Linked DNA regions of Homo sapiens: region 1 is linked to region 2. The links are chromatin contacts, found by Hi-C or POLR2A ChIA-PET in ENCODE. All regions are on one chromosome and are shown on one strand. Each heading gives the region's core, a stretch centred on a gene start or an enhancer-like site at or near the end of the contact. The rest is flanking DNA. Distances are from core to core; before and after follow the strand shown. Region 1 overlaps MICAL3 (microtubule associated monooxygenase, calponin and LIM domain containing 3). Region 2 overlaps MICAL3 (microtubule associated monooxygenase, calponin and LIM domain containing 3).

The links. A loop is a pair of places that touch in the nucleus more often than their neighbours do. ChIA-PET counts read pairs that join two places held with the same protein, here RNA polymerase II (POLR2A). Pooled maps may share reads with other maps.
Region 1: a loop to region 2 is called in a map of HAP-1, with 3 times the contacts of the local background. The contact joins two enhancer-like sites. A Hi-C loop is called at or near these places in 1 of 168 maps with a recorded cell type or tissue (HAP-1) and 4 of 50 pooled maps. POLR2A ChIA-PET finds 5 or more read pairs at or near these places in 1 of 52 experiments (MCF 10A).

Annotation. Positions count from the first base shown.
Region 1 is chr22:17,887,627-17,893,410 of GRCh38, forward strand. MICAL3 (microtubule associated monooxygenase, calponin and LIM domain containing 3) reads right to left here. Exons shown (of 32, transcript NM_015241.3): 12 at 3,859-4,006; 13 at 1,408-1,604. Among named protein-coding and RNA genes, the nearest start is that of MIR648, 90 kb to the right of the region's middle. Within about 2 kb of position 4,290, at least 13 of the 41 ENCODE cell types and tissues checked have a DNase peak (open chromatin) inside an H3K27ac peak, as active enhancers do.
Region 2 is chr22:17,804,878-17,810,317 of GRCh38, forward strand. MICAL3 (microtubule associated monooxygenase, calponin and LIM domain containing 3) reads right to left here. Exons shown (of 32, transcript NM_015241.3): 29 at 3,967-4,060. Among named protein-coding and RNA genes, the nearest start is that of LINC00528, 30 kb to the left of the region's middle. RefSeq lists enhancers at 1-100, 1-774, 3,796-4,592. Within about 2 kb of position 3,239, at least 6 of the 41 ENCODE cell types and tissues checked have a DNase peak (open chromatin) inside an H3K27ac peak, as active enhancers do.

The DNA.
Region 1 (5,784 bases), core at 3,040-5,539, 84 kb after region 2:
ACCTTCTTTTGTTCATCCACATAAACAAAAATGACTCTTCTTCCCAATCTACTACAGTTACCAAAACCCGCACTTTTGCTTTTCAAAAGTTGGAAGCTGGCTGTGATTGTTAGTTACAGCAGAGTGCTGAAGGCTCGTTTTTGTGACAAAAATTTCAGGACAGAGAGAGAGGGAGGGAGAGAGAAAAGCAGAGAGGCGATGAACTCAGGGTTCCTGGTTTTAGTGTATGCAGATGCCACACTCTGAGCTGCACACAGATGGGGGTGGCACTGAATGGGTACGTCGATGTTAGAGCTGTGGCTTTCTGTTGTAAGAACGTCATGGCTAACCAGGAAAAGCCACAGATCCTTACAAGAATATATGGGCTGGAAAGCACTGGAGGGTGGTAACACAAGCTTTTTGGATTTCAATGTTTCATTAGTAACAACAGCAATTTTTAAAATAGTCATTAATTCATAGTAAATCACTAACATTTATTAAGTACTTCCACTGGCCAAACATCCTTCTTGGCACATCACAATGTAATTATACATATTATCCCCATTTTACACCCGTTACCCCATTTTACAAGATAGGTTGACGGAAAGTGAGACACAGGAAAATTGAGTAACTTGCCTAAGGCCAAGTGGAAGCCTGGGATACTGTAAATCCAGGTCAGACCCCACAGCCAACACTCTAGCCTCAACCTACACTTACTCTAAGGGACAATTAATGACAACAGGAATATTTTTTGTAGCACTATGAGAGCCTGAGACAGCAAGCTGAGAGACAAGCAAAGATTTTTGGGAAGTGCTAACAAGTAGGAGTAGAAAGAAGCCAAGAGAATGCACAGTGACAGGAGAAAGAAGGGCAACAAGAGTGGTTCAGGATCACAGACACAGAGGAGACAAGATAATTCCACGAAAAGGGACATCGTTCTCCGGTGCTCAACAATGCAGAAAAGCAAGTGCATGAGAGATGGGAACTGAGAAAAGAGTAGGAGGTGGGAATCCTCCTCACTGGGGAACAGCTGCAGTAGCGCGGTATGAAGAGAAGCCGGATTATAACCCGTTACAAAGTTTGGGCCGTGCAGAAGCAGAGGCCACAAGCACAAGCCACTTCTTCAAAAAGGCTGGCTCTGAGAGCACGAGCACTAGAAGGTGGTGGTCACGGAAAAAGACGGCACAGGAACGATTTCTGCATTTTTATAAATGCAGTGAGAAAGAAAGGAGGGGTTGAGAACACACTACTAGAGAAGGGAGAAACAATGAAGCAAAGCTCCAGAGATTTCCCTGACAGCTAACTGGTAAAAACACAGAGTAACTTTGTGTTTGGTGGCACTGCTGCGGGACAGTCGGAAGGAAGGAAGAACAGCCGGGCCACAGCACAGCAGCAGGGGGCCGCAAAGCAGCTCCTTCCAGGCCTTACCGCTAGAGGGGAGGGAGTCCTTAAACATCTCGTAGAACTGAGTCAGGTACATCACCATGGACAGCTTATCAGGCTCCCCCACGGAGGCCATTTCTTTGCCTGTCATGATGGGAGAAATGCCCAATTCCTTCTCAGCAATGTCAAAGGCCAGTTGGTTATTCTTCTCCACATTTTGCTCATCCAAAGAATCAAAATCTCTGAGAAACAGGACAAGGAAAACATATCAAGATAGGTTGACAGTCCTTAAACAGAAACGCAGTATCCTGGAGTCATCGTCCTTTCTCTGTTTTCAGCTAAAATCCAGGGTGCTGTGCATCGCTGACATTTGAGAGCAAACCTGTCTTATCTCACCTCTTGTTCTTTTTCTTTTTACTGAGGAAAAGCAAAGCAACCTCAGGAAGTGATGAAAGGTCTACCCACCAAAGAAAAAAAGGGAGAAAGTCAAAAAACGACTCTCATTTTTCTAGTAACACAAATTTACTACTAAAATGTGAGCTCGAGAATAGGGACTGGCTGGGCACAGTGGTTCACACCTGTGATCCCAACACTTTGGAAGGGTGAGGCAGGAGAATTGCTTGAGCCCAGGAGTTCAATTTAAATTAAAAATTTAATTCAAATTAAAAATTAGCTAGGCATGGCGGCATATGCCTACAGTCCTAGCTACTTGGGAGGCTGAGGCAGGAGAATCACTTGAGCCCGCAAGTTCAAGGTTGCAATGAGCTATGACTGTGCCACTGCCCTCTATCCTGGGAAATAGGGCGGGACCTGTCTCTAAAAATAAAAATAAAAAATAATAGGAACTATCTTTAATATATCTTGATCCTTGTGTATGGCCCATCCACATTAAACTAATGTCAAAACATGATACATCTCCCATTTGGATCAGATTGCTCCTACAGGCCTGGGACTATCACCCACCATGGCCCTTAGACCTGACAAGCTGTTAAGGTACTAAATCAGCTCTGATCAATCTTAGCCTTCTCCTGGAGGGGAAATTCCAAAATCCTCCTCAAAAAATTTTTCCATTGCTAAGTTTCCTATTTAGATTAATGGCCATTTCCTACTGGGTTTAAGCCTCTTGCTTTTCAGAAGACTGATCGCATTCTTCTTTACATGACTTCAGGTTAACCCAGCAGCCCTTAATTCTGTGTTAATCTAGGATCCCACAGCATTTTCCATTTTCTCAAACTCCTCCTCACCATAGGTTCAGCCTCTGAAACTATGACCTCACTGCTGCTGAACAGTGCCGCGCTGTCCCTGTGCTGCTTTGCCTTCCTAGAAGACGGTCCCCTAACCTTCTCCAGGCGCCCCTCCACCCCCACCTGCTAGGCTCCCTCAACCACTTCTGCCTGTTCCCTTTGGAACAGAGCTGACTCACCTGCCCATCCTCTGCCACTGATCACAATCTTTCCCAAGCTGCTCTTCCTTGCCCTACCCCCTTTCTTTGGCAGGAGTGAATAAGCCCTATTTTTACTTACTTGCTATCAACTTCTGGGTGAGCTAAGTGACAGGAGCACCAGAGGTCACTTACCTCCATCCAAGCACACCAGAAATCCCCATTTGTAATCCACACTGCACAAGGCTATTTTTACCAGCTCTTGCCTTGTCAGTTTATAACCATCATATAAATAGCAACTATATCTTGTAGGATTCCTTAAGCAATCATTAAACAAAACAAACAGAAATTGGCCCCTTAAGTGGACCTAATGATGAAAAGGACAGGAAACCAAAATAATGCAACATGCTCTGCTTCTGAATCCTTCGGTTTGGCTTCCGTGGTAACAAATGCCGATGGGGGAACCTGGGTGTGCTGGTCCCCGCAGCTGACCTGGGGTCACCCTAGAACTCTGATTCTGTAGACAGGTGAGTGGAGAATGGCCAAAGGAGATGTCACTGGGATAGGTGGGTAGGACAACAGAGTATGTCTGTAAAAAACGCAGTCTTTAACACAGAGAAAATACCAATGAACCATCATAAATTGGTCAACTGTTCATGATGTTTTGCTTTGTTAGTAGTGACACATTTGCCTTGAGCTGGCCAAATGTTCTAGCCAGGTTTCCCTTGTGACCCATAGAATTTGAGAGACAGCTGGCCGAAATGAAGAGTTCAACCGGGGCCAATAAACAGTTTTCCTTTGTGGGAAGCTAACAGGCCCAGGTGGGTGTCAAAACCAGTTTTTGACTTATGAGTGTTGTGATTTTTAAAACTCAGCTATAGGAGCACAAAAAAAAAAATTGGAAAAAAACAAAAATAAAAATCATTCCTGGGTTGAGCTATATAATACATGACATACAGAGTTTCAAATATAGTGAAATCAAAATCACTGCCTTCTAGAGAAAGTATCTTACTATGTACCTCATTCTAGGAAAAAGGACAAAATGTTACTTGATAGCAGAGTGGTCTGAGATCCTTGAGGAGTATAAAAAAACACAAAGTTTGATCACAACTTACATCAGGTCAGGGCGGTATCTATGGATAATTGCACAAAGGGCCAAGCCACTTTTCCAGGACATGGTGAGATCTGTCACGTTTACCCCTGCATAGCCATCTGTCTGCCTCTGGCACCAACCCAGCAGTTTGCTTGAACGAGCTACAGACTCTAAAACAACAAAACACAGTATTATTGGAGGTGTGGTCACCTGGTAATGCTGACAGAGAATCCTCTTTGTAGGACACATGTCCCCTTTGAAAAATTACTGAGGGTAGGGACGAAACAGTCAACACTAGTTTCCATGCAAAGAAAACAGTGAGGAACAAGGTTATGCAAATGGTATCATGACAGCGAATTCTAAGAAAAGAAACTACTAGTTTATCCAGACTCTAAGGTCAACGTCCACCCCCCAGTACCCTGAGGGACCACAGCCTGACAGCCACAACCTGCTGTCCCCACGGCACTGAGGTGGAGGAGCGCCACCTACTGTGTGGCCAGCCTGGCTTACAGCAGCTCTGAGTTCCCGGACAGTCGCTGGCACCTAGCTGAGGAAGCCTACCCCCTCCAAAGTAACACTGGGAAGAGGAGAGGAGAAAAGGCTCCATTCTATAGGGTGGCACGTTCAACCCAAAGCACCCAGGCCTCGCCCTTGCACTTCCAAGGCACTGTATAACTTGCCAAGAGAAGAAGCCCTGCAGGGCTCCGCTGACAACCCTGGGGCCCCAGACCAGACAGTCCCCGAACAGAGCTTGGCACCTTGTACTATGAATTCTCAACCCTGAGAAACTGAATAGGCAAACACATGTGCTGGGATGCTTTTTACAGTTCATTGAAACGTCTTCTAAAACCCGAACAGCCTCTTTAAAAATCCTATTATTAATCACATCAGAAGAGCTCTGATATCGGCCATTCAAAAGAATCTATGAACTATTTATATCCAAGAAAGTCTGTTCCCTTACCGAGGGCAACTGAAGTTTGTACTAAGTCATTTAGTAATTTGTGAACATAAGCTAAAAACCAAGTATCATGAAAATCCTGTTTCATTTAGGTTTTTCGCCATGAAAATGTATTCTGCGATAACACATAAAACCACCTTCTGGTGCCATCTCTTGGCTCAGAAATGAGCTTTTACTCAGATCTGTCTCCTATGTGTATATCCAACCATCCAATATGTAACAGGCAACTTCAATATTCCATGCTCTAAAATAAAAACAGTGAATAAAGATACACTCTCTGCTTTCAAAGAGAAGACGCTCCAGTGGAGAAAAATGCAAATGTTTCCAACTGCCTGCTGGTCCTCACATCCACCCTGGCATCCCAATGGCACGTCAAATTCACAATGTCCAAATGACTCAAACCTCTCAACCCTCTCAGCCCTCCCTCTGCCTTGCCTACGCTGATGTAGCACCATCTACAAACACCTACCTCTTGCCCCACAAGGTGATCAATTGCCCCTGCCCATCGACTTCACCTCCTTACCATTCTCTCTCACATAACCAACAATGGCAATGACCATCCACCACAGGCCCGGCACTCATGATCACAATGTGAGGTAGACACTGCTGCCCCCACTTCACAGACAAGGAAATCGAAGTTCAGAGCTATTCAATCACCTCTTCGAGGCCGCACAATTCACCAGCAGCAAAGCTTGGCCTGGGACCCAGTTGCACCTGGCCCAAAGTCTGAGGTCTCCTCCACTGCCTCCTCCCTTCTTCATCCCCAGCATCAGGCCCAGATCTGGGCCTCCACCACCTTCAGCCTGACTATGGCGAGGTCTTTCTACCTGGTCTCCCTGCCTCTGGTACTTCCCTCCTCCAACCCCTCTCACGTGTGGCTGACCAGGTGTACTCATGTCATTCTCTTTCAAAAAAGTATTCAGGGCCTTCAATACATACAAAATCTGGAGTGGTCCTCACCTGTCACTGAATCCTGGCTATGTTGCAGGA
Region 2 (5,440 bases), core at 1,989-4,488:
CAGTGTTTTTGTAACAAAAAGGCTTCCCAGGTGCCCCAGGACTGGAAATTACCTAAGTTGTGGCCTGGCCCTAGGATCAAAGGTGCTGAAGCTAATCCTTGCAGCCTGGCCATACGTCGTCATACCTTAGACAAACGGAGAACGGGATGGCAGGTCCATGCTAGAGCGCTTCTCTGGAAAGGCAGCTTGGCTAACAAAGTCTGACGCCCTCAGACGGTGATGGAAGCTGGAGACCCCCAAGTGAGATGATGGCAGGTTCCAGCCAGTTTACTACAGTCCCCAGGGAAGGGCAGACTGCCATGATGAGAAGACTCCAGATTATTATCATGCCCAGCTGCCACTGCCTTCTTCAGGGCTCAGCCAGGTGCCACAAGACTAAGAAGAGGAACGGGACGCAGAAGCAGGAGAGAAAGCAGCAGCAGCACGCACACCTGGGCTTCAGAGACGGCATCGGCCAAGGAGGGGCAGGGCCACGGGGAACTGTGATGGGAGACCAGCTTGGAAGGGATGTATTCACGTAAGAGAAGGAACATATTTGGAAATTCTTATATTCTTATGGTAGGAACCATAATTCCTGAAAATTCCAGAGAGTTTCTCAAATGCATCACAACGAAATATCCCAACAGAGCTACTAAGGCCCATCTTGAAAAACAGAACAGAAACATCTTTGGATAGAGATATCTGCTGAAGACTCATCTAAAGGAAGGAGTTTGCACTACGACAGTGGTTTTCAAGCCTCTGTGGAACCCTAAGGTTCTTCCAAAGGCATTCCAAGGGGTCTCCCAAATACCTGATGTACAAATACTTGTAGCTCTTTCAAGAGCCCTTATTAAAATAAGACACACCACCTTCAAATGTTTTTGTTTTTGAGACAGAGTTTCGCTCTTGTTGCCCAGGTTGGACTGCAATGGCGTGATCTCGGCTCACCGCAACCTCCACCTCCCAGGTTCAAGCGATTCTCCTGCCTCAGCCTCCCGAGTAGCTGGGATTACAGGCATGTACCACCATGCCAGGCTAATTTTTTGTATTTTTAGTAGAGACAGGGTTTCTCCATGTTGGTCAGGCTGGTCTCAAACTCCCGGCCTCAGGTGATCCGCCCACCTCGGCCTCCCAAAGTGTTGGGATTACAGGCGTGAGCCACCGCGCCCGGCCCAAATGTTTTATATGCCAACTTTTCACCCACTGGAGACCATCAACCCAATAATTTGTGCTGCCAGGTGAGCTTGATTTTGTGGAGCCCTCAGGATCAAGTTTCCGCCTCTCTCTGTGTGTAAGTGGCTGAACTCCCTGTAAATGTGTTAGTGAAGAGGACATTTTATTCATTTGTTTATTTAAATTCTGGCCTGCAGCATAGTGCTCACCTGCCACCGTTCAGGGTCTGTCCGGGAGAGCTACAGCTCACTGACAGCACGCACGCCTGTCAGCGAGTCCCTTTATGTAGGTGGGTAACACGTTTTGCTGCGGTATTACAGCATGGCTGGGTTTTTGTTTACTTTGTTTGGGAGCCTCTTGTTTGAGACTTGCTTGTCATGAGGAATAGGAACTGCTGTTAGATTTGCTGTGATCCAACTGTGGAAAAAAAAAAAAAAAAGCTCTTGCCTCATTTTAAACTTCTAGTGTCTACATCATTTAAACTGCAGAAATCCTGAGATTTCCAAGTAAGCTGTTAAAAAAACCAAAAACCAACCAAATAAAAAAAACCATGTTGTCACTTATAGCAACTACAGTTCTTGTGTGTACTGGCTGGATGCCGGGGCTTGGTCATGTCCACCACTCTCTGCTATAACCTGTGTTTTCAAATCTGTGTTAATTATTAACATTTGAGAGTAATTCTTTTTGATTTTAAACTTGAACTTATCATCTTGTGAAAAGAGGTCTGCTGCTAGTTTTTTGAAAACCACTGACTTAGACGGCATTTGGGTTGTGTATGTTTGAGGAAATGTGATTATCTAATGACTAGAAGAAATAATTCTGGCAAAACCCTAACGCCAATCTTCAGTGGTATATTATTTTCCGGCCCTTTGGCAGAAGCTTGAATAACAGGGCCCGTGACAGGGGCGTCGAAGCACTGTTTTACACTCAGACTTCACGGAGGCCACAGGCGCTCAAGTGCTTTACGGAAACCACCAACCTTGATGGCACCACCACCTCAACCTCATGAGTAAGGAGGGCAGGGAGCTGTCTTCTTCCTGAAGGGCTTAAACCATGAAATGCGGTTATTCTGTCTGTGTGTTGAGATCTAATCCACTGCTTTCCATCTTGGCAGAAGTGATTTGTGGAGAAGGGCAAGAAGGAATGAAGATGAGCCTAGGCTCTCTCCTGATATCTTCTGCAAGAAGAGAAATGGCACGAGGGCAGGGCCCCATAGGCCCGGACGCAGTCGGGCACAGGTGGGCTGGGGCCAACTCCATCTGGGCTCAGGCTTAACTGAGGAGGCCAAATCAGAGTGCGCAGAGCAGGGCAGGGGGGCAGGGGCACCGCAGGTTCGCTGGGAAACCTCAGACCTTCTTAGGTGAACCCAAATCTCCTTGCTGTGCTTGTCTCACAGTAACACATCCCAGTCGTCTCAGCCTATCGGATGCTAAGTGCTTCAAGTTTTTGCATTTCCTTTGGTAGCCTGGACTTCATGCATTAACAGCATCAGGTGAGCCCAAACCAAGAACATCCACATCCTCACCTTTCTCCCCATCCCATCTCTTTGACTGAAGGTCATCACTGAGTAGCCCTATAAGCTGCAATTTCCAGGCCTTAAAGGGCCTGGGAAAGGAGACCTACTTCCATTCTGGACTCCCTCACTCCCCACCACACAAACTTCAGTCCTACAGGCCACAGGAATTCATCTTGACACCAGGCACTTCCCATGAGCCCATGGGTCAGTCTTTGAGCAAGATCAGATGGCAGCAGCTGGCCCTGCTCCTGGCCGCCTCCTCCCAGTTCGTCCATTTCACAGAGAGCCTGCCTGTCAGCAGAGGCACCCTGCTCCCCTCTGCCACACTAGAGTGAGGAAGTAAGAGGATACTCCTTTTCTTCATCCCCAGCTCACAATTTAAACGCTGAACCTGCAGGCTATAAAGAGACGGAAGTTCCCCCATCCAGAGACTAGACGAAGATTTGTGGATGTTTGAGAAGGCAGAGTGGCCACTGCACCCCCGGGGCTGGTCCTGCAGCTTCAAGGTCCTGAACCAATAGGACTTCCTGGGCCGTGGGGCCAGAGATGCCTCAGGCACTCCCTTGCATTCTCTGTGCCCAACTATGCTGAGCGCAGCCGCGCAGGTTCCCTGGATGGAATGGCAGGAATGAGCGCACCACATTCTCCAGGGCTTCCCTGCCAGGAGCAGCAGTCACGAGCACAGGGCCCTGCCAGCCACTCCCCGGAGTCTGCTCCACGTCGGCTGGTCACATACCCTGAGCCTCTCCAGCCCTGCCCTAAGTGACCAGCCTTCAGCAGACACAGGGCCTGGGTGCCCTCTGGAAATCTGTGTGTGCCGAGGGTGGCCACATGCTCCCCGACCAGCGGTGTTGAGGGCTCTGTGGGCAGGAGGGTCCCAGGGAACTAACGACATGAGGGGGTCTGGGGGTGCAGGCTGGGGACCTGCTCAGTGCAATTCTGTGATGGTTCCTTGCGGTTCAATCTCCCTCACTCCCAGTTATTCCCTCCTAGAGTAAATGGTGGGGTGGGAAGGAGGGGGAAGAGCCAGCGCTCGCCATCAGCATGCCGGGGACTGAGTTTCACTCTATGGGAAATGGCAGCCCAGAGGGGCTGTGGAGCAGGATGGGCCTGGGGCTGTCTCAGACAGGTATTTTCTTTTGCTTAACAGGAAGCCCCAAATCTCAGAGATGAAGGGCCCCAGAAAATCCTGCTGGAAAAGGAGCTGAATTCCAGGTGAGGTGAAGCAAAACTAGCCTACCACGGCGGGAGGGAGGGCTTCCTCCAGGAGCAGAGCTTAGGAGGGAGCCCGGCAGTACCTGCTTCGCCCCGGAGCGCCTTCTCCACAGCCACGCCCCTTTCCTCCAGCCGCCGCTGCCTCTCCTCCACCTGCTGCAGCTGCCGCTGGATGATCTATGACAGACAGCACAGACTGAGCACCCGGCTCTCCAGCCCTGCTTCAGGAGGACACACAACTCCACACCCACACGAGGGGAAACACAGGAGTTGCCGCTCTGGAAAGGGCTCTAGTCTGTGGGCGGTGCGCTCAGGGTGTGGCGTGGAGACCACCTGCACCAGAACCACCTAGCTTGTGTAGACGCCAGGCTCCGGGCCTTGCTAGTTAGCATCAAAGCGCGTGGACGTGACTCAAGTAGTGACCACCCTCCCAGGAGTGTTGCAGAGACAGGAAGTGGATGTAATCTGTGGCAGGAGGGGCCTGAGTACCAGAACCTCAGACTGTTCTCACGGCAAGACTGCTAGAGTGCTGGAGGGGGTTCCTGAAGAGTGCAGTGGAAATCCCATCTTTACGATAAAAATTTAAAACAGAAGGCCAGGCACGGTGGCTCATCCGTGTAATCCCAACACTTTGGGAGGCTGAGGTGGGCGGATCACAAGGTCAAGAGATCAAGACCCTCCTCGCTAGCATGGTGAAACCCTGTCTCTACTAAAAATACAAAAATTAGCTGGATGTGGTGGCACAGGCCTGTAATCCCAGCTACTCGGGAGGCTGAGGCAGGAGAATCGCTTGAACCAGGGAGGCAGAGGTTGCAGTGAGCTCAGCGCCACTGCGCGTCCAGCCTGGCCACGGAGTGAGACTCCGTCTCAAACAAAACAAAACAAAACAAAACAATAGAAATCTACAGTGGTCTAGATTCAGGGTCTGTGCAGCCTGAAAACAAGCTGGAGAATGGGAGGAGAGCTCTGACCTCTGACCTCTTCCCACAAAAATCCCAGGCCTATCAGAGGCTGAGGGGCCACAAATGGACTCCTGGTGACAGTCCTCACAATTGAATGAGGTGACTTACAATGATTATTCTACAACAAGGGATTCGGGAAACTCAATGCAGGGTTCTTCCTTTTTTTTTTTATTTTTATTTTTATGAGATGGAGGCTCGCCCTCTCACCCAGGCTGGAGTGCAATGGTGCAATCTAGGCTCACTGAAATCTCCACCTCCTGGGTTCAAGCGATTCTCGTGCCTCAGCCTCCCAAATAGCTGGGATTACAGGGGCCCGCCACTATGCCTGGCTATTTTTTTTTTTTTTTTTTTTTTTTTTGAGACAGAGTCTCTCTGTGTCGCCTAGGCTGGGGTGCAGTGGCACAATCTCGGCTCACTGCAAGCTCCACTTGCTGGGTTCATGCCATTCTCCTGCCTCAGCCACCCGAGTAGCTGGGACTACAGGCACTTGCCACCACGCCTGGCTAATTTTTTGTATTTTTAGTAGAGACGGGGGTTTCACCGTGTTAGCCAGGATGGTCTCAATCTCCTGACCTTGTGATCCGCCCGCCTTGGC